2 separate regions of the Homo sapiens genome follow, and region 2 is linked to region 1. The links are chromatin loops, found by intact Hi-C in ENCODE. Cell type or tissue: K562. All regions are shown on one strand. Links, peaks and the distances in the headings refer to the core of each region. The heading gives the core; the rest is flanking DNA.

The links. Hi-C counts contacts between places; a loop is a spot of excess contacts. Peaks named below come from ENCODE experiments on the same cell type or tissue, not always from the same donor. Only the 100,000 strongest peaks of a DNase experiment are listed, where the experiment ranks them.
Region 2: it touches region 1 in a loop (6-fold over the local background); 8 of 110 quality-filtered maps call a loop at or near these places.

Annotation. Positions count from the first base shown.
Region 1 is chr7:129,085,061-129,096,218 of GRCh38, forward strand. It overlaps the pseudogene LOC112267982. Among named protein-coding and RNA genes, the nearest start is that of TNPO3, 36 kb to the left of the region's middle. RefSeq lists enhancers at 4,798-4,947, 10,172-10,221. In K562, for the core only: a CTCF peak has its summit at 6,622 (motif pointing left); a DNase peak (open chromatin) is centred at 6,641.
Region 2 is chr7:128,915,296-128,926,453 of GRCh38, forward strand. No RefSeq gene overlaps it. Among named protein-coding and RNA genes, the nearest start is that of KCP, 10 kb to the left of the region's middle. In K562, for the core only: a CTCF peak has its summit at 5,357 (motif pointing right); no DNase peak of the experiment used is centred there; H3K27me3 peaks cover 2,291 bases.

The DNA of each region.
Region 1 (11,158 bases), core at 5,231-7,730:
TCCTTGTGTCCTCCTGTGATCCCTTCTTCCTGGAAACTTCCCCCAAACTCTCTCCTCAACCCCCCATTGTCCCTTATCTGCTTTCTGTAATTATGGATTGGTTTATATTTTCTAGAATTTTATAGGAATACAATCGTACAATATTTATTCTTTTATTTCCAGTTAACATAGCTTTTATTCAAAAGTCCTTACTCTTGTCTGGTTTATTTCACTTGGTCTAATTATTTTAAGATCTATCCACATTACTGCATGTACTTTAAGTGGGTGAGTCGTACGCTATTTGAATTATCTCTCAATAAAGCTGTTACTAAAAACAAACCACAATGAGATATCACTGCGCACCCATTCGGATGACAAAAATTTAAAAAACAGACAAAAGCAACTGTTAGTGAGGGTAGGGAGAAATTGGAACTCTCATACCCTGCTAGTGAGTGGACTTGTATAATGATGCAGCCACTTTGGAAAACAGTCTGGCAGTTTCTCAAACATTTAAACATAGAGGTATCTTTTGACCCCAAAATTTCACTCCTAAGTGTATATACCCAAGAGAAATGAGAAAATGTGTCTACACAAAAGCCAGTATATGAATGTTCATAGCAGCATTATTCCTTATTTATTATTATACATTTTTTTGAGGTGGAGTCTTGCTCTGTCGCCAGGCTGGAGTTCAGTGGCGTGATCTTGGCTCACTGCAGCCTCCGCCTCCTGGGTTCAAGTGATTCCCCTGCCTTAGCCTCCCAAGTAGCTGGGATTATAGGCATGCGCCACCACGCCTGGCTAATTTTTTGTATTTTTAGTATAGATGGGGTTTCACCATGTTGGCCAGGATGGTCTCCATCTCCTGACCTCGTGATCCGCCCACCTCGGCCTCCCAAAGTGCTGGGATTACAGGCGTAAGCCACTGCGCCCAGCCTATTATTATTATTTTTTGAGACGGAGTCTCGCTCTGTCACCCAGGCTGGAATGCAGTGGCGCGATCTCGGCTCACTGCAACCTCTGCCTCCTGGGTTCAAGTGATTCTCCTGCCTCAGCCTCCAGAGTAGCTAGGATTACAGGTGCCCACCACCACACCCAGCTAATTTTTGTATTTTGTTTAGTAGAGACAGGGTTTTACCATGTTGGCCAGGCTGGTCTCAAACTTCTGACCTCAAATGATCTGCCTGCCTTGGCCTCCCAGAGTGCTGGGATTACAGATGTGAGGCACGGCAGCTGGCCAATGGCAGCATTATTTATAATAGTCAACATGTGAAAAGAACTCCAATGTCCACCAACTGAGGAATGGATAAACAAAATGTGGTCTATCCATACAGTGAAATATTATTCAGCCATAAAAGGGAATGAAGCACTGATACGCGCCACAACACAGATTAACCTTGAAAACATTCAGCTAAGTGAAAGAAGCCAAACACACACATACCAACCCCACATATTGTATGATTCCATTTTTATTTATTTTTATTTTTATTTTTTATTTTTTCAGACAGGGTGTCACTGTCACCCAGGTTGGAGTGCAGTGGCACAATCTCAGCTCACTGCAACCTCCACCTCCCGGGTTCAAGCAATTTTTCTGCCTCAGCCTCCCAAGGAGTTGGGATCACAGGCATGCGCCACCACACCCAGCTAATTTTTGTATTTTTAGTGGAGATGGGGTTTCGCCATGTTGGCCAGGCTGGGCTTGAACTCCTGGCCTCAAGTGATCCGCCCACTTTGGCCTCCCAAAGTGCTGGGATTATAGGTGTGAGCCACCATGCCCAGCCTGATTCCATTTTTATGTGAAATGTCCAGAATTGGCAAATAGAGACAGAAAGTAGATTAGTGGTTGCCCAGGTCAGAGTGAGGGTGGCTGGGGGCAATGAAGGTGACTGCTAAAGGGTACAGAATTTCTTTGTGGGGTAATACAAATATTCTCAAATTGATTGTGATGGTGTTTGCACAACCCGTACATATACTAAAAACTACAAAATTACATATTTAAAATGGCTAATTTTTACCTATGTGAATTATATCTCAATAAAGCTGTTACTGAAAAAATGTTCACTTACTGAGGTCATTCCATTATATGAATATACTTCAGTTTGTCTAGCCATTCATTTATTGAGTCATTGGATTGGCTCCTATTTTTGGCTACTAAAAATAAAGCTGCAGACCAGTGAAGTACTCACACCTGTAATCCCAGCACTTTGGGAGGCCAAGATGGGAAGATGGCTTGAGGCCAGAAATTCGAGACCAGCCTGGGCAATATAGCAAGACCCCATCTCTACAAAAAATTTAAAAATTAGCCCAGCATGGTGGCTTGCACCTGTAATCCCAGCTACACAGGAGGCTGAGGTGGGAAGATCACTTAAGCCCAGGATTTTGAGGCTGCAGTGAGCTACGATCATGCCACTGTACTCCAACCTGAGCAACAGAGCGAGACACTATCTCTAAAAAAAATAAAATTCGGCCGGGCGCGGTGGCTCACGCCTGTAATCCCAGCACTTTGGGAGGCCGAGGCGGGCGGATCACAAGGTCAGGAGATCGAGACCATCCCGGCTAAAACGGTGAAACCCCGTCTCTACTAAAAATACAAAAAATTAGCCGGGCGTAGTGGCGGGCGCCTGTAGTCCCAGCTACTTGGGAGGCTGAGGCAGGAGAATGGCGTGAACCCGGGAGGCGGAGCTTGCAGTGAGCCGAGATCCCGCCACTGCACTCCAGCCTGGGCGACAGAGCGAGACTCCGTCTCAAAAAATAAAAATAAAAATAAAAAATAATAATAAAAATAAAAAATAAAATTCAGGCCAGGTGCGGTGGCTCACGCCTATAATCCCAGCACTTTGGGAGGCCGGGGCAGGCAGATCACAAGGTCAGGAGATCAAGACCATCCTGGCTAACACGGTGAAACCCCATCTCTACTAAAAAATACAAAAAATTAGCCGGGCATGGTGGCCGGCACCTGTAGTCCCAGCTACTTGGGAGGCTGAGGCAGGAGAATGGCGTGAACCCAGGAGGTGGAGCTTGCAGTGAGCCAAAATAATGCCACTGCACTCCAGCCTAGGCGACAGAGTGAGACTCCGTCTCAAAAAATTAAATTAAATTAAATTAAATTAAATTAAATTAAATTAAAAAATAAAGCTTCAAGCCAGGTGTGCTGGCACCTGCCTGTAATCCCAGTTACCTGAGAGGCTGAGACAGGAGGATCACTAGAGCCCTGGAGTTCGAGTCCAGCCTGGGCAACATAGCAAGACCCTATCTCTTAAAAAAAGAGCTGCTATGATTTTTATTTGTCAATTATGCCTCAATAAAGTTGAGGAAGAAAACAATAAAGCTACTATGAACATTTGTGTGCAAGTCTTTGTATGAATATGTGCTTTTTTTGGGTGAATACACAGAGGTGGAAAGGCTAGATCATATGGTAAGTATGTTTAACTTTTTAAGAAACTGATCAGCTGTTTTCCAAAGTGGTTTTATCATTTTACATTCCCACCAACAGTGTATGAGAGTTCTAGTTCCTCTGCACTCTTATTAACACATGGTTTTAATCAGACATCTAATAGGTATGCAGTAGTTTCTGATTGTGATTTTAATTTATATTTCCTTAATGTGAATAATGTTGAACATCTTTTCATGTGCTTATTTGCCATCCATTTTTTTGGTGAAATAACTGTTTAGATCTGTTGCCTACTTTTTGAAAAAAAGTTGAATTCTTTGCTCTTATTTGATTTCCAAAGTTCTTTATATATTCTGGATACACATCCTTTATCAGATATGGGCTTTGCAAATATTTTCTCCCAGTCAGTGGCTGGTCTTTTCATTCTTCTCATGGCATCTTTTCAGGAAAAGAAGTTTTTAATTTTGATGAAGTCCAATTTATCAAATTTATTTCCTATTGACTGTGCTTTTAGTGTAATATCTAAGACATATTATCTAATTAAAGGTCACAAAGATTTTACTTCTATGTTTTCTAGAAGTTTTATAGTTTTAGATTTTACACTTAGGTGCATAATCGATTTTGACTTAATTTTTATACGTGGTATAAGGTATGAATTGAAGTTCTTTTTTTCTTTTTTTGCATATAGCTATCCAACTGTTCTAGCCCAACTCACTGAAACTATTCATTAGAAATTATCCTTTCTCATTGCCTTTGGGTCTTTTTAAAAATCAATTGTATATGTGTGTGTATGTGTGTCTGAACTTTCTATTCTGTTCCATTTGATCTGTTCTATTTGAGCTGTCTATCATGATGTTAATAGCACCTCATCTTGATGACTATTATTTTTTATGAAGCCTTGAAATCAGGTGGTGTTAGCCCTCCAACTTTGTTATTCTCTTTCAAAGATGTTTTGGCTAATCTAGATCCTTTGCATTTTCATGGGAATTTTTAGACAGTTTGTCAGTTTCTATAATTTTTTTTTCCCTGTAAAGCTGAGACAGAAACCCAGGGCTCTGAGGTCAGTCTGCCTAGGTTCAAGTTTTATCTTTACCTCTTCATAACTGTCTGACTTTGGCCAAGTTACCTAACTTCTCTGCAATTCCATTTCTCATTCACAAAGCTGAAATAATAATATTATCAATCTCATGGGGTTGTGAAAGGGCTTAGATGAAGTAATGCAGATAAGGCTGAGAGAATGAAAATACAAACAGACAATGGCCAGATCATATATGACAATAGAACTCTGGGCCACAACCTCTGCAGCAACCCATCCAGGAAGCCAAACCACAGCCTCTGCAGCAATCATCCCAGAACAGTCAGAACTTGACCAAGTCAGTAAGTGCAGCTGCCCTAACTTCTGCCCCCACTTCCAACTCAGGACCAAGCACAGAAAGCCAAATATGGTCCCCAATCCAATCACACTGGATGCTCAATTTCTAGTCAGCCTACCTCTAGCTTTCCCATGCCAACAAGCTCCAATCAAGGCATAGCTGAAGACTTCCCTTTTTTTCACTATAAAGCTTTGCACAGCCCTGCCTGCCTGAGTCTCTGACAAATGCGAGTGATGGTGGCTGAGACCCTGGCTAAAGCAAGCGCTGAATAAACAGCTTCTGTTTCTTCTCACTTGGGTGGTTTTTGTTTATTTCCACAGTGCTTAACACTGTGCTCGCAGAGTTAGTGATTGCCCAATACATTTTATATAGAGCAGTAGAATTGCTTTGTCGTATGAAACTTTAAAAAGAATTCCAATAGATAAATAAAAGTGGCATTTCAACCGTTTATTTTATCTAAGTCAGCCAGTAATAAAGGTAGGACTTTTGCAGTGATCTCAATAACATTAAATGAACATGATGGCTGATCCTTGCAACCACAAGGTTTTTTAAAATCCTGATTCACATAATAAGAAGTTGCAAATGCCAAATTTCTGTTTTCTTTTAAACAGGTCACTTTGCAATTAAATATTTGCAGAACCTCTGAAGCACCTCTTCAAAACTCTAGGGCTCTCAGAAACGTGGAGTAAAAACTTACCCTGATGTGAGGTCAGGGTACAGGGTCTTGATTTCAGTCCTAGTGATGCTGCCACTCTGCCGGATAACCTTGGGCATGACACTTGACCTCTGAGATTTGTTCCTCCCTTGTAAATGGAAAGAGCTGAACTAAAGAACTTCTCAAAATTTAGTGCGCATGGATAACCACATGTATATACTGGAGGAGGGTGCGTGCCCATTTAAAATGTAGGTTTCTGACCCACCCAGTGGCGTCTGAGTCAGGGTCCTGGAATCTGCATTTTAACAAGCACAGCTGATTCTGGTGCTAGTGACAATTGGGCACAATTTGAGCAGCACAGGAGCAAATGGTCTTTTAGGTCCCTTCTGGCTCTGATGTGTGTGATTCAGGTGAGGTTGTTGAAGAGAAGTGGGCTGCAGCATTGGGAAAGGAAAAGTGAAGGAGAAAACCATTCAACAGTGGGGAAAATTTTGTTTTTTTAAAAAGCCTATTGTGTCAATATTCTACTTTATTTCTTTTTTCTTTTCTTTTCTTTTCTTTTCTTTTTTTTGAGAAGGAGTCTCGCTCTGTCGCCCAGGCTGGAGTGCAGTGGTGGGATCTTTGCTCACTGCAACCTCCACCTCCCAGGTTCAAGCGATTCTCCTGCCTCAGCCTCCCGAGTAACTGGGATTACGGGCACCCACCACCACGCCTGGCCAATTTTTGTATTTTTAGTAGAGACAGGGTTTCCCCATGTTGGCCAGGCTGGTCTTGAACTCCTGACCTCAAGTAATCGGCCTGCCTCGACCTCCCAAAGTGCTGAGATTACGGATGTGAGCCACCGTGCCCGGCCAGCATTCCACTTTTGAAAGCCCCCGTGACCCTGGTCCAGAAGGACTTTGATTCCTGGCCCTGGTCTTCAAGCTCTTTGCAGAGGCAATGCACATTTTATTCTCCATGAGACCACAGGAAGAAAAAAAAACACCCTCAAATTTCCCAACCCCATGCCCTAAATTTCAATGCGCCAGAGATGAAATGCAACTTGCGAAATGCCTCCCTGCTCTTCTGCTCCACAGTTTCTCCATAGCTTGGCTTGGGGCAGGAGGGGACAGAGGAGGGTTTGGCCAGTCGGGGGTCTAGCCCTCAAAGCCAGATTAAACCCAGGCCACAGCGACTCCTCTCAATTCTGCAATTGGGTCCCAGCTCAGTGTGGCCATATCGCCCTCTTGCGGTAGAAAGCGGGACTCCGCCTGGCTAGGGGAACAGACGCCAGGGGCTGACTGTAACAAAGACCGGAAGCTCTTCTTGGATCCAAGGCAGGTGCAAGGAGGGAAAAAAGGTATCACCAGAGGGACGCTCTTCATTATGACTTTTTCTCTTTTTCCTCACCCTTTCTGCTTCCCAAACCCAGTTCTCCCACTTATCGTTGCCCACTATTAAAAACTGCTTTGTAATGAGAAAACCTGCAGTTTACAAGGTGTTTTCACAAACTTCATCTTATGTAAGCCACTCTCACTGCCTTTTCTCACTTCTCTTCCTCTTCCAGAATGAGAAGAAAAAAATGGAAAAAACAACAAACAAACAACAACAACAAAAAAAAACTGAAAAAAAATTACAAATGCCTTTCTAGTATTTTGCAAAAGGGTAGGCCTGCCCACACCCTTGGTTTAGGTTCCAGGACCAGTTATCTTGGAGCTGAGATCATAACCTTCACCCCTGTAAGGACCCCTTAGCTTTGTGGTCACAAATAGAGTCTTAAACTTGCCAGGGCTTGGTCACAAGAAGAGAGAGCAAAACATATGACCAAAGCGGCACAAGGCCGCTAAACAATTATTTTTGTTTCATCAACTGTTTTTTTTTTTTTAAGAGACAGGGGTCTCAGTGTGTTGCCCAGGCTGGACTTGAACTCCTGGGCTCAAGCAGTCCTCCCACCTCGGCCTCCCAAGTAGCTAGGATTACAGGTACACACTAGTGTACCTAGTGTACAGTAGTGTAACTAGTCTGGCTAGTTAATTAACTTTTAATTTAATTTAATTTTGAGATGGAGTCTCCCTCTGTCGCCCAGGCTGGAGTGCAGTGGCTCGATCTTGGCTCACTACAACCTCCACCTTCCGGGTTCAAGCGATTCTCCTGCCTCAGCCTCTCGAGTAGCTGAGACTACAGGGGAGTGCCACCACGCCCGGCTAATTTTTTGTGTTTTTAGTAGAGACGGGGTTTCACCATGTTAGCCAGGATAGTCTCGATCTCCTGACCTTGTGATCCACCAGCCTCAGCCTCCCAAAGTGCTGGGATTACAGGCATGAGCCACCGCGCCAGGCCTATTTTTTTGAGATGGAGTCTCACTCTGTCACCCAGGTGGGAGTGCAGTGGTGCTGATCTTGGCTCACTGCAAACGCTGCCTCCAGGGTTCAAGCGATTCTCTTGCCTCAGCCTCCCGAATAGCTGGGATTACAGGCATGTACCACCACACCCAGCTAGTTAATTAACTTAAAAAAATAATAATCAAATTATGGGCTGGCCGTGGTGGTTCAGGCCTGTAATCCCAGCACTTTGGGAGGCTGAGGCGAGTGGATCACTTGAGATCAGGAGTCCCAGACCAGCCCGGCCAACATGGTGAAACCCCATCTCTACCAAAAACACAAAAATTAGCCGGGCATGGTGGCGTGCACCTGTAGTCCCAGCTACTCAAGAGGCTGAGGCAGGAAAATCGCTTAAATCCGGGAGGCAGAGGTTGCACCAGGTAGAGATTGCACCACTGCACTCCAGACTGGGTGACAGAGCAAGACTCCATCTAAAAAAAAAAATTAATCAAATTATAACAAAAATTGAAAAATGCACAAATCATAAATGTACCATTCAAATAATTTTCACAGAGTACACCTGTGTAACTAAGCCTCCAGATCAAAAAAGAGAACATTACCAGCATTCCCTAATGCCCCCCTTCATGTTCCTCCCAGTCACAAATCACCCCCACTGTAACTCCTATTATGATTTTTAACATCATAGATTAATTTTATCTGCTTTTGAATTTCATATAGAAGGAATCACACAATATGTACTCACATATATGCCTTTTGCTGAGCACTGTGAATTAATCTATGTTGTTGCACACCATTCTTTCCTATTGTGCTAGTATGCCATTGTAGAAATATACCACAATGTATCCATTTTATTCATGGTAGACATTTTGGATATTTATAGTTTAGGGCTATTATAAGAGTGCTTCTTTGAACATTCTTGTATTCAAGAAAAAACAGCATTTTCTAGAGTGATCAAAGGGATTAATGGGACATTTATATACCTAGAAACATGATTTATATATATGGATATAAGAAAACAACAGGCATTATGAATCCTATTTATTTATTGAACTTCCATGTTTATTGCAGCACTATTGATGATAGCCAAGATTAAAAATCAACCTAAAAATGTCCATAATCAAATGAATGGGTAAAGAAAATGTGGTGTATATACACAATGGAGTATTATTCAGCCATAAGAAAAGAAAATCTTGTCATTTTCAATCATGTGGATGAACCTGGAGGACATTATGGTAATTGAAATAAGCCAGACACAGAAAAACAAATACCTCATAATCTCACTCATATGTGGAATCTAAACAAGTTGACCTCATTGAATCAGAGAGCAGAATGGTGGTTACCAGAGGCTGGGGTTTTACGGGGAGGTTTGGGGAGATGTCTGCCAAAGCACACCTAATTACAGTTAGATAGGAGGAATAAGCTCAAGAGATCTGTCACACAGCATGATGACTGTAGTTAATGATGATATATTCTATCTTTGAAGAATGCTAAGACACTTGATGTTAAGTGCTGTCACTACAAAAATCATAACTCTGTGAGGTAAAGCACTTAATTGGCTAGAATTAAGCATTCAACAATGTATATATACTTCAAAACATCATGTTGTAAATGATAAATGCATAAAATTTTATCTGACAATTTAAAAAGTAAATAAATTATATATCAATATCTATCTACCTATATATAGCTACATATATATATATATATATATATATATATATATATTTTTTTTTTTTTTTTTTTTTCCTTGAGACAGGGTCTCAAGGTCACCCAGGTTGGAGTGCAGAGGTGAAATTATGGCTCACTGCAGTCTCTACCTCCTGTACTCAAGCGATCCTCCCACCTCAGTCTCCCAGCTAGGTGGAACTAGAGGCGTGCACCATCATGCCTGGCTGTTCGGAGGGTGTGTGTAGAGACAGGATCTCACTATGTTGTACCGGCTGGGTCTTGAATTCCTGGGCTCAAGCATTCCCCTCACCTCGGCCTCCCAAAGTGCTGGGATTAGAGGTGTGAGCCACTATGCCTGGCCAAAAAAAGTAAATAAAACTTTGGAACACATTATGAAAGGATAGCAGTAGGCTGGGCATGGTTGGCTCACACCTGTAATCCCAGCTCTTTGGGAGGCCGAGGTGGATGGATCACCTGAGGTCAGGAGTTCGAGACCAGCCTGGTCAACATGGCGAAACCCTGTCTCTACTAAAAGGACAAAAATTAGCCGGGCGTGGTGGCACGTGCCTGTTATCCCAGCTACTCAGGAGGCTGAGGCAGGGGAATCGCTTGAACCCTGCAGGTGGAGGTTGCAGTGAGCCGAGATCATGCCATTGCACTCCAGCCTGGGCAACAGAGCGAGTCTCAGAAAAAAAAAAGAAAGGATATCTGTATTCCAAATACTGAGTCTGTGTCTTTGTCATAACCTTAGCTGAAATTATCAAAAATATATAGTTCTTGTGGTGTTTTTGTTGTTCCACTAGTTAGTCCTAAGCATACAAACTCTGATGATTACCAGCATGTTTAACACATGGCATACAACACGGAAGCCACTGAAGTGCTTTAGGACTTTGACTTTAACCTTGTGCACCTGGAGTTTCTAGTGCTGATGGTGATGGCGTGGAAGACACTACAGAGACAGGAAGTGGTAACAGTTCCATTTCTGGCCGCTCTGAACACAGAATAAAGTTTGCATCCAAAATCACTGAAGAAATGTTTCAAACCACAAGCTTCCGCAGACCAGGCACAGTGGCTCACACCGGTAATTCCAGCACTTTGGGAGGCTGAGGCGGGAGGATGGCTCAAGTCCAGGATTTTGAGACCAGCCTGGGCAACATAGTGAGACCCCATTGCTACAAAACAAACAAAACAGAAACAAAAGCTTCCACAGTCTCTGAGAATTTTCTAGAGAGAATGACCAAGGACTTGGCTATAGTTAGGTAACTAAGAATAAAAACTGTAGACTGTGAACTGCACCCATGAAAATAAAGGAAGAGATCATATATGAAAGTGAGAAATAGGCCAGGCACAGTGGCTCACGCTTGAAATCCCAACACTATGGGAGGCCAAGGCAGGAGGATCACTTGAGACCGGGAGTTCAAGACCAGCCTAGGCAACATTGCAAAACCCTGTCTCTCATGCATCACTTACATAACCTAAAAGTAAATCACAAATGGCCTGTCCACCTAGATTTTCTTCATGCCTCTTACATTTCAGAGTTCTTAATCTTCCGTGGAAAAGTGTATATGAATGATGTCCACCCAAACTTTTCCTGTCTTTCCTTAAATGTAAATTCTGAAGGCTACAGCTTCCATATCTTTTCAGTATCACTTTTTGGAATGAATCTTTTTTTTTTTTTTTCCAAGACGGAGTCTTGCTCTGTTGCCCAGTCTGGAGTGTAGTGGTGCAATCTCCACTCACTGCAACCTCCGTCTCCTAGGTTGAAGCAATTCTC
Region 2 (11,158 bases), core at 4,348-6,847, 170 kb before region 1:
GCCAGCCCGTGGAGCCACCCTCACCCCCAGGGACGCTCCTCGGCTGCTAGAGCAGCACCCCGGTCCTCGCCCTGCTGTGTCCAGCGGGGCCGCGAGGCTGGGGAAAGTCCCCCACTCCCGCCTCTGCTCCCGGGCACCTGCTCCCGCCCTCCCGGGTCCGGAGACAACCGCTCAAGGCCAGCGCTGGTCCTCGCCATCTTCCTCCAAATCCCAGCCATGCTAGTCTCACTTTTCCTCCACGTTCAGCCTCTTCATTGTTGCCTTCTTAAGTTCTGGGACAAGACCTACAGAAACCAGCCCAGGAACTATTGCGCCCCATCCTTCTCCGCTGCTCTGGGGGCCGGCGTCTACCATTCCCGGCCGCGAGCCCAGGGACGGACGGAGCCTCTACCTGACACTATCTTCCCCCAAACTCTTGCACAATTCCTGCCATTGGCCTGAAGATCCCGGGGGATGAACGCTTTAAACCTCCACCTTTTTTTCCGAAAGGGTTAGGGTGACCCGGGAAGAGCGAGGGCGAGTGCATCGAAAGTAAGGATCGGGCCTCGCTCCTCTGTGGACCAAGCCAGCCTCCAGCAGGGCGCCTGGGAGCCCCCATTCTGGGCGATGGCGGGGTGGGGGTGGGGGGGTGGGAGCAGCAGAGCCTGCGCCCCCAGCTGCGGTGCCGACCTCGCCGCCTGGGCCTTGGGGTTCCCTGGGCGCCAGCACCTCAAACGGATCGGGGCGTGAGGGGCGCCTGGGAGGTCCCAGGCCGGCGGGGCGCGCCCTGCTGTAGGCACCCACCGAAGCTCGGTCTCCAGGCGCAGCTGGACGCGGACCCCGCCCTACTCCAGTCTTCATCCGGTCGCCCGCAGGTGCCTGAGGGGCGCGGGCCCTGGTTGAGGCCTAGACTTGTGGGTGGGCAACAGCCGGTACCGCTCCCACCACCTTCCGGACGCGGGGACGCGGGGACGCGGGGACGCGGAGAGGAGAGAGCGGCGGCCGGGACCCACCTGTCTGCGATGCTCCTGCGTGGCTGCGCCCTTGAGCACTGGTGGGGCGGCGGGGCCGAGCTGACTCTGCCCGGGCTGCGCTGGGTTCTTCTGCACCGCGCCGGCCCCGACCGGAGGGACCACTCGAGGAGGCTGGCACTTACCGGTGACTACTGACCTGGAGGGAGCATTGGGCCAGGCCCAGGGCCTGTAAGGAGACGCCAGACAGATAGCGCGGTGGCCTAGACGACCACTGGGCTTCTTCGGCAGTCTGGAACAGGGAAATAGTAATTCCATAACCTCAAATTCCGCTCCGCGCCCCGCCCCCCGACTCCCCCCAGCTCTGAAGGGTCCGCAGGTCTTCCCCAGTCCATGCTATCGTTGAGCTCTGGCACCTGAAAGAGATGGTTTCCCGGGTCAAGAGCATTAGGATGCCAGGTGGTGGCTTGCGCCTGTAATCTCAGCACTTTGGGAAGGCCAGGCAGGAGGATTGCTTGAGTCCAGAAGCTGACCAGCATGGGCAACATAAGGAGACCCAGTCCCTACAAAAATAATAAAAAGAAATTAGCCAGGCGTCATGGTGAGCGCCTGCAGTCCCAAGCTACTCTGGAGGCTGAGGCGGGAGGATCACTTGAGATGGGGAGGTCGAGACTGCAGTGAGCCATGATGGAGCCACTGTATTCTAGCCTGGGCAATACATTGAGAACCTGTCTCAAACAAAACAAAACAAAAAACATCAAGAGACGACTCGGGTTGGGGCAGGATGTCTCTTTTCTGCCTTTACACAGAGGGTAGCCCACATCCACAGAGCCAACTCATCCTCTTGCCCCTATGACATGTCCCCGCCTGGGCTGAGGTTTTGCTTCCAGAGGCCCTGCCCTCCAGGGCTCTGATGCCTGTGCAGCCACCTCAGTCTGCTCCCACAGGAAGGGACCATCACTTGCAACCAGAAGCCATGCCCAAGAGGACCCTGCCCTGAGCCAGGAGCATGCTGCCTGCACTGTGAGCCAGGTCAGCCTCCTGCCAGCCTCAGCCCCATCTCCTGCATGTCCACAGCCACGGCCTGCCACCTGAGAGTCAGCGAGCCTGGGACATGCCCAGGGGTGCCTACCCACTCACTCCTGACAGTGGCCAGGGGAGTGCAGAACCCATACACAAGTCAGCAGATACTGGCTCTGGCCTGGGACTGAGCCAGAGACCATGGGGAAACAGGCACAAAATCTTTTTCCTGCCCTCAGGGAGCCTCCAATCTAGTTGAGAAGATAAGCTCATAGCCAAGCTACCACAAGATTGAAGACCCAATGAGCAGATTAAGAGGAGGTGTAGAAGGCAGTGCAGTGTGTATTTTGCCAGAGGAGGGCACAGGAGGCAGGGGAAGCCCGTCGAGGCTGGGCAGTCAGGGGGCCTTTACAGACAATGGGTCCTTTGAGCTGGGTCTTCATGGGAAAGTGGGGTTCCACCTGAAGGAGAAGGAGTACGTGAGGGTCCTCTGGGCACAAGGACAGGGTGGAGAGAGGTGGGTTGCAGGAAGTCCATGTGGGAAGGCCAGTGGGAACAGGCTGCTGTAAGCCTTGCAATTAGGACTTTTTTCTATGGGCAGTGGGGGGTATTGAAGGCTGAAGCAGCCTGTGGCATGGTCAAGGGGGCGCTTGAGGAATATTCACCTGGTGGGGGCTAGATGCAGACAGAGGCGTCGGGGCTGTGACAGCAGTTGTCTAGGCATGGAGCCAGGGATGGCAGTGGGCTGGAGAAAGGGGGATGTTTCTAAAGGACGGGCAGGAGCCGGTGACTGGCTGGATCCCCTGGAATAGTGGAGGCCGAGCTTGGGACACTAGGATAGCAGTGGTGCCAGGGACATGAAGAGAGCTGGGAGGAAGAGGAGGTCATGGCTATGCAGGGAGGTGTTACTGGCTCATGGCGGGATAGGGTTGCCAGATTTAGCAAATAAAAATGCAGAATGTCCTGTTAAATTTGAATTTCAAATAAACAGCACAATTTTTTAGCATAAGCTCAGAGTCACAGTGGGAATAAGCTGTAGAGAATGGAATCAATTTGAGGTCCTTAGGATCCTGGGGCCTGGCCAGGCCTGTCCACACTGACCTCCAGCCAAGTAGCCTGGCCCTATCCTTGGCACGACCTACTAGGTGTTCTCCCTAGAAATGTTATCGTCATGAGAAGTCCTAGCCTCCTCGCCATCCCTGGTCACTGTGACTCTCAGCTGCTTCTTGCCCAGCTCACCCCCTGCTCTGCCCAGTCCCACACCCCAGCACCCCCACCTGCCCTCTTCATGCCTCTGTCAGAGCCCCTGAATATTGCTGGACAGCATCTCACCACTCCATTGCTTCCATGGCAGACTCGTGGCCACAAATATCAATGAGCACTGGACATTGCCAGAAATCCTCCTACAATCTCTTGGCAAATCGTTCTCCCCCTCCCTGAGAGGAGCATTTTTTTTTTAACCTTCCAATGGTTCTGCCCCTTACTTGCCATATGATCTTGGCAAGTTATTGAACCTAAGTCTCAGGTCCTCCCCTACGAAACAGGGGTAATAAGAGCACTTCTGTCTTTGCTCTCGTTAAGGATTGTCAGACTGGGTGTGATGGCTCATGCCTGTAATCCCAGCACTTTGGGAAGCTGTGGTGGGTGGATCACCTGAAGTCAGGAGTTCGAGACCAACCTGGCCAACATGGCGAAACTCTGTCTCTATTAAAAATACAAAAAGTAGCCGGGTGTGGTGGCGGGCACCTGTAATCCCAGCTACTTGGGAGGCTGAGGCAGGAGAATCACTTGAACCCAGAAGATGGAGGTTGCAGTGAGCCGAGATTAGTGCCACTACACTCCAGCCTGGGTGACAGAGTGAGACTGTCTCAAAAACAAAACAAAACAAAAACAACAACAAACAAACAAATAAAAAACGATTGTCTTAGCCTGGGTTCCTGGAAATCAGAGCCTGAGACAAAGGCTTGCATGCAGGCTGATTTTGGAATATGATCCCCAGGAGCAGGAGGGAGGATTGGAAGTGTGAAACTGGGAAGGATGGAGAGCCAATACAAGGGTGCATTATGCAATGGAGCCGACCACTGCGGTGGGCATCAGCATCCGGTCCTGCAGGACCTGGGGAGCCATGTGAAAGGCAGGCAGGCAGTAGAAGCCATCGGCACTGGGAGGCCCCCAGGGCATTAGCTTGCTCCCAGTTATGCATGAGCCAGTGCCCACATGGGTTCCCGAGGGTATCCAATGCTGTGCATCAGAGAAATTCCAAAATGAGAGAGGTAGATTTGCAGCCAGGACCTCAGGAGAGACGCTGTCAGGGTGCACTGTGTGGAGCTGCTTGCAAACTGTGTACAACTGGAATGAGGTACAGCTGAGAGGATTTGCATAAGAGATGGCCAGCACAGGTGTTAAGTAGGATAATACACACAGAAAACTTTTTACAGTGCCCAGCACATTTTAAGCACCACAATCTGTTATTATTTTCATTGTCATAATCATCATCTCCCTCTGAGGTCCAAACCGAAAAGTCAATGTTAACATTTTTTAAAAATCTGCAACAGAAGGTAAAGAAGCTTCTGGAAAACTCACCCTATAAAGTGAAAGCCCAGGGCCCTGAGGAAAGGGTGTTATTTGCAAGGCACTTGAGTTCCACAGTTGAGTATGATCACTGTGTGCCTCTTTTTTGGGTGCCAGGCACTGTGCTCGATGCAGGGGTACAGTGGTGAATGAGACAGGGTCCTGCCCAGAACCTTCTGGGAAATGAGACTCCTGGTAAAGGGAACCACATGAGCACTGGGCTCAGGTCCACACAAATGTCAGGCTTGGAATAAGCATCTGGCCTGTTTTTCTCTGCTGGGCTGGGGGGACCGTGGTGCAGCCTTTCTGACCAGAAACAGCTCTTTCTTTACAAGAAGAGGATTTGGCTAGAGAAAGAAAGAAGGAATGGCTTGGGCCCAGGTTTGAGTCCTCGCTTGGCCTGGAAGCCCCTCTGTGGGGACACTGCTGGTTCCCTTACCGTGATGCGTGGGCCCCTGGGAGGCATATGGCCGCAGTAGCAGCATATGATGCTGAGGCGGGCGCAGTTCAGAGTCAGTGAGTTCAGAATTCAATTCCTGTGCTCCCACTTACTAACTGCCCTGAGTGTCCTCTAATTCTCCCTCCTCTCCTCCTCTGCCATTTATTCCCTGTCCCTCTTGGTCTCCTACAGACGGCATCACTCTGTGCTTTCATGCCTTCTGGTTTCCTATTGGTTCCACCAATGAGAGGCCCCAGCAGGGGATGAGGGGGCAGGAGGGAGAATGGTTGGGGTATTTCTTTCCCGACCTCCTTCTGCTCTGCCTGGGCTCCCGATGTTACACTATTCCTTCCTCTTGTCCCCTCGAACCGGGAGGTGGCAGTGGTTTCCTGCTACTGTTAGTCCCTGGGGGGCCTCAACATTCCTTGCTGGTCATTATAACCATGTCTGCAGATCTGTGAACAGCTCCTTCTTTACATTCTCTTTAGCTAAATCGTTTTTGGGGGAATTCTGTTTCCTCCTGGGTCCTTAATTGATAGGCTAACCTTATCCACTCGCTCCACCGAGTTACTCAACCACCCCTAAGCCCAAACCCTTCATCTGTAAAATGAAGTAATACCCCCTACCTTAAGCTGGGATAATTCGACCGGGCAAACTTAATACATTGGTTCACACCTGTGTGTGTTGTACCTGGCACACAGGAGACCCCAGCATAAGGGACTCCCCATTCTTACCACCTTTGGGTTGCACTCTTCACAGTAGCAGGTTGGTTTTTTCTCTGAGTTTGGTGGCTAGAAGCAAAAGGTCACTGTGGGGAGGGAGGCAGAGAAGGGATTAGTAAATGATTAGATTTTTCTGCTTCATTTGATATCTTTTAAATCACGACAGTTGTGATAAATGAAATAAGCTGACGGGCCAGCTGAGCAGCCCCAGTGGGCGGGGGGATGTGCTTTTTATCAGAGATCTGAGATTCTAATCCCACAACTCTTATCTCACAGCCTGGCGACATCTTTCGTAAATTCAGACTATGTAGCCCACCAGTCCCCTCCCGGGAGGAATTTCCTTTGCCCGTCCTTAAAATGCCCCAACAGGTCCACCTCACTGCATTCCAGGCACAGTGCCAAGCGGCAGTGTTGCCCACTCAAGTACGAAATGTCAATCCACACCCCTGGCCGGCCGGGTCACACTCAGGGTTGGGACCCAATACTTCCTTGTTGGATGGAACCTGCTGGGATTTGAGGAGTGTGTGTGAGTTTTTTTTGTTTCCAGTATAGAAAGACCAATGCACTCAGATTGCAATATATATATATAGAACTATATATAATAAACATATAAAAAAAGATGTATATCTTTTTATATGTAATATATACAATAAATTTTACTAAAATATATATTTTTTAAATTTATTTTTTGGGGGGGTCTTGATCTGTCACCCAGGCTGGAGTGCAGTGGTGCAATCACAGCTCACCTCAGCCTCGACCGCCTGGGCTCAAGCAATCCTCCCACCTCAGCCTCCCAAGTAGCTGGGACTACAGGTGTGTGCCATCATGCCTGGCTAGTTTTCTTTATTTTTTAATTTTGTAGAGACGGGGTCTCCCCCTATGTTGTCCAGGACGGTCTCGAACTCCTGGACTCAGGCTATCCTCCCACCTCAGCCTCCCAAAGCTCTGGGATTACAGGTGTGAGCCACTGCACCCAGCCACATGGCATATCTGAACCCCATGCCACAGCCTGCCCCTGGGGACTGGGCAGGAGGTTTACAGGCACTCACACAGTGACCCCCCGCCAAGCCTGGAGGTTCTGCAGCCTGGAGGAAAACTTGCCAGTAGAGCCTCATGCCTCTTCGCACCTGGGGCTTCTTTAATCCCTTTTGACTTCTCAAAGGCTGACACCTGGGGATCCTATTAGGGTACGGAGAAGCTAAGAGGTTTGGGGAAGTGTGCTCCCCGCCTGGCATTTTCTCTTCCCACCACGGCTCTTCCTGTCCTTCCTGGCCTTGCTCTCAAACTTCCACAGTGCCCCCCCTCACAGTCCAGTAGGACTGTCTGCGATGATGGACATGTTCTAGATCTGTGCTGTCCAATATAGTGGCCACATAAAGCTATTGGCACCTGTCATACGGCTAGAGCAACTGAGTGTCTGAATTTTTCATTTTAATTAATTTCATCACTTTAATGTAACTAGCCATATGTAGCTAGTGACTACCGTACTGGGCAGCACATATTTAGACATTGAAGGCCCCAGTTCTTGAGACAATTTACTTCCACGGGCTGAGAAAGTTTTATAACAGATCCGCAATGGCTATGATGTGAATAAGGCCCCCTAGAGTTGTGAGGCACCAAGCTCCCCCTGTAGCAGCCCCGGTTTCAGGAGCCCCCCTCTGCACCCGATAGGGCAGTGATAATGACTCCTGGGCCGAGTCCTCTATGGGCACCAGGCCCATGCCAGGTGGGTTACACGGACAATGGTGATTTGTGCTCACAGCTAGGAGGTAGGTGCTATGATGGTCCCCAGGAAACTGGGACTTGGATAATTTAAGAGGCTCAGGCAGAGGAGAGGAGCTGGTTCTCCAACCCAGCTCTGGCGGGCCCCAGACTCTCCGCCACAATAGAGACCTCTGCTGGCACCCCCCAGCCCCTGTACCTGCCCCATACCTTCCAAGTGGCTTCTCGGCACACTGAGAAATTCAGCTTCTCCATGGTTTCCACAGCACTGGGTCTTCCCTCTGCTACGGCATCCAGGCTTATCTCCTCGGGCGCCAGCCCAGGGGTGCCCTGGGAGCTGGGCTTTGCCATCTCTGCACTCCCCTGCTTTTTTGGTGGGGAGAATGGCCCTGGGGGTTATTTGGATGGGCACACACAGGGGGTCTCTCCTCTAACTGCCTCAAACCATATGCAGTGCCCAGGAATTGGGTTGGGGGGCGGTCCTGAGACTCAGAAGCCCCTTTGGCCCCTGCTCCTGTGATCTTGATTTGTGGCTGCAGAATTCAGACCCCCAACAGACAAACCTGTTGGCGTTGAGCAGCCTGGGGGCTGGGTGAGGAGGGCGTATAGCCTACACCTGCCAAGGGCCCTATGCTTTGGAGCAGCTCAGCACCTGTCAGCTATTCTCTTGACTCCGTTAGTAGTCAGGCCCTGAATTGCCAATATTTGCCTTCCCCGGCTGGCTGGCCAGAGGAGACATTATCTCTCAGGAGCTTGGGTCAAGACTAGCCAAGGGTCCTCTGGACAACAGCCTGTCCTCACAGCACCATAAGTCCCACCCCACTGTTTAGAGGGAAACAGGACCTTAGACAGCAGCCGAGGCCATGGAATGGCAGCTGCTGCTGCTAAGTAATATGAAGTAGGAGCGTCCAATGCAAGGGGGTAGTTAGAGGCCAGTGGATCAAAACCGCAGCTGGGGCCCTCCCAGGGCACCAGATGTCCTGGCACCCAGTGGTGATCTCAGGGCGCTCCCCTTTTTTGTAACAGCTTTATTGAGATATAAGTCACATACCATACAATTTACCCATCTAAAGTATACAATTTAATAGTTTAGGCTGGGCATAGTGGCTCATGCCTGTAATCCCAGCACTTTGGGAGGCTGAGGCGGGAGGATTACTTAAATTCAGGAGTTTGAGATCAGCCTGGGCAACATAACAAGACCCTGTCTCTACAAAAAAAGATAAATAAAACATTAGCCAGGCATAGTGGCACATGCCTGTAGTCCCAGCTACTTGGGAGGTTGAGGTAGGAGGATTGCTTGAGCCTGGGAGGTTGAGGCTGCAGTGAGCCATGATTGTACCACTGCACTCCAGCCTGGGTGACAAAGCGAGACCCTGACTCAAAAAAAAAAAGAAAAAATTCAATATATTCACAGAGTTGTGCAACCATCACCACAATCAATTTTAGAAAATTTCATCACCCCGAAAAGAAATCCTGTACCCTATCCTCTCCCAAAGCAAACCACAAATTTACATTTTTTTTTCTCTGTGGATTTGCCTATTCTGAACATTGTATTTAAACAGGATCATACAATATGTGGTCTTTCGTGTCCGACTTCTTTCATGTAGCATGTTTTCAAGGCTCGCCTAAGTTGTAGCATGTAGCAGTACTTCATTCCTTTTTATTGACAAATAATATTCCATTGCATTTATATACCATATTTTATCCATTCATCAGTTGATAGACATTTGGGTTGTTTCTCCTTTTTGGCTGTTATGAAGAATACTGCTTAAACATTCATATACAAAGTTTGTGTGGACATGTGCTTTCATCTGTAACAGGGAATAGAATTGTGGCATTATATGGTAACTCTATGTTTAAGCTTTTTTTGTCTTTTTTTTTTAAACGGAGTGTTGCTCCATCACCCAGGCTGGAGTGCAGTGGCACGATCTCAGCTCACTGCAAACTCCACCTCCCAGATTCAAACAATTCTCCTGCCTCAGCCTCCCGAGTAGCTGGGATTACAGGAGTGTGCCACCACACCCGGCTAATTTTTGTATTTTGAGTAAAGACGGGCTTTCACCATGTTGGCCAGGCTGGTCTCAAACTACTGACCTTAAGTGATCTGACTACTTCGGCCTTCCAAAGTGCTGGGATTACAGGCATGAGCCACCACGCCCGACCTCTATGTTTAAGCTTTTGAGGAACTGCCAGACTGTTTTCCAAAGTGGCTGCACTATTGCACATTTCACACACAACAGCAGTAAGTGAGGGTTCCAATTTCTCCACATTCTTGACAATACTTCTTATTATCTGTCTTTTTTGTTATAGCCATCCTGTAAGTGTGAGTGGTATTTTACTGTGGTTTCGATTTACATTTTCCTAATGAGTAATGATGTTGAGCATCTTTTCATGTACTCATTAGACACATATATTTTAATTGGAGAAGCATCTATTCAGATCCTTTGCCTACTTTTAAACTGAGCTATTTGTCTTTTTGTCTTTTTATTATTCAATTGTAACAGTTATTTATATATTCTAGATACAAGTTGCTTATCAGGCATATGGTTAGCAAATATTTTCTCCCATTCTGTCGGTTGTCTTTTCACTTTTTTTGATGGTGTCCTTTGCAGCACAAAAGTTTTTAATTTTGATGAAATCCAATTTATGTTTTATTCTTTGTTGCTTGTGCTTTTGGTGTCATTTTAAAGGAATCATTATCTGATCTAAGGTTAGGAAGATTTATCCTTATATTTACTTATAGGAGTTTTATAGTATTAGCTCTTCTATATAGGTCTTTGATCCATTTTAGTTAATTTTTATATATTGTGTGAAGTATGGCTCTGATGTTAGTTGCATGTATGTTTATAATTATCACATCTTCCTGATGGATTACACTTTTATCATTGTAAAATGTCCCTCTTTATCTTCAGTAATTAAAAAAATTTTAAATCTACTCTGTCTGACAGTAATACAGCCCCACCAGTTTTCTTATGGTTGCTGTTTGCTATATATATATGTAGGAAATAATATATATATATGAAATACATTGGAAATCAAACAAACCAGAGTAATTAACATTTTTAATTAAAGTGGATAACGATAAATCAACATTCTGTATTTTAAAAAGTAAATCATTCAAAAACTTTGGTGGTTTATTGCTGTAAGAAATTCGTTGCAAGACATTTCAGAACTGATCAGGACAAACCTCTGGGCATCAGCATAGTCACTGTGAACTACTAGTTTAGGGTAGAGTTTCTGTCTCTGCTCTACTCATCTGCCTGGAAGTTTGACTAATAAACTTCTGAGCCCCTTCATCATCATATATATATATATATATATAATTTTTAATAATTTTAATTTTTTATTTCTCTTACATTTCCCCTTGTTTATTCACAAGAATTATATATAATTAACATGTTTGTCTAAATAAATTCAAAAGGCCATTTAAATAGAAAAGTTAAAACACAGATAAAAATATTGTATTGGTTTATTTGGCAGTTTTTTTTCTTAGTGGTACATAATATTTGCATAATTACAATTGGTGACATGATGAAACATGATACAATAAATTTAAATTAATATGAAATAGTATGATACAACATTAGGACAACAGATGCCATATGACTCTGATAATACCTCCATTTACTTTCCTAAAGTTTTGCAAAAATTTTACGCTTGGTTATCACTTCAAAAGAATGGGCAAAATCTTAATGCATGGCTTCCTACCACAGCACGTCCTCCTGACTCTTGGT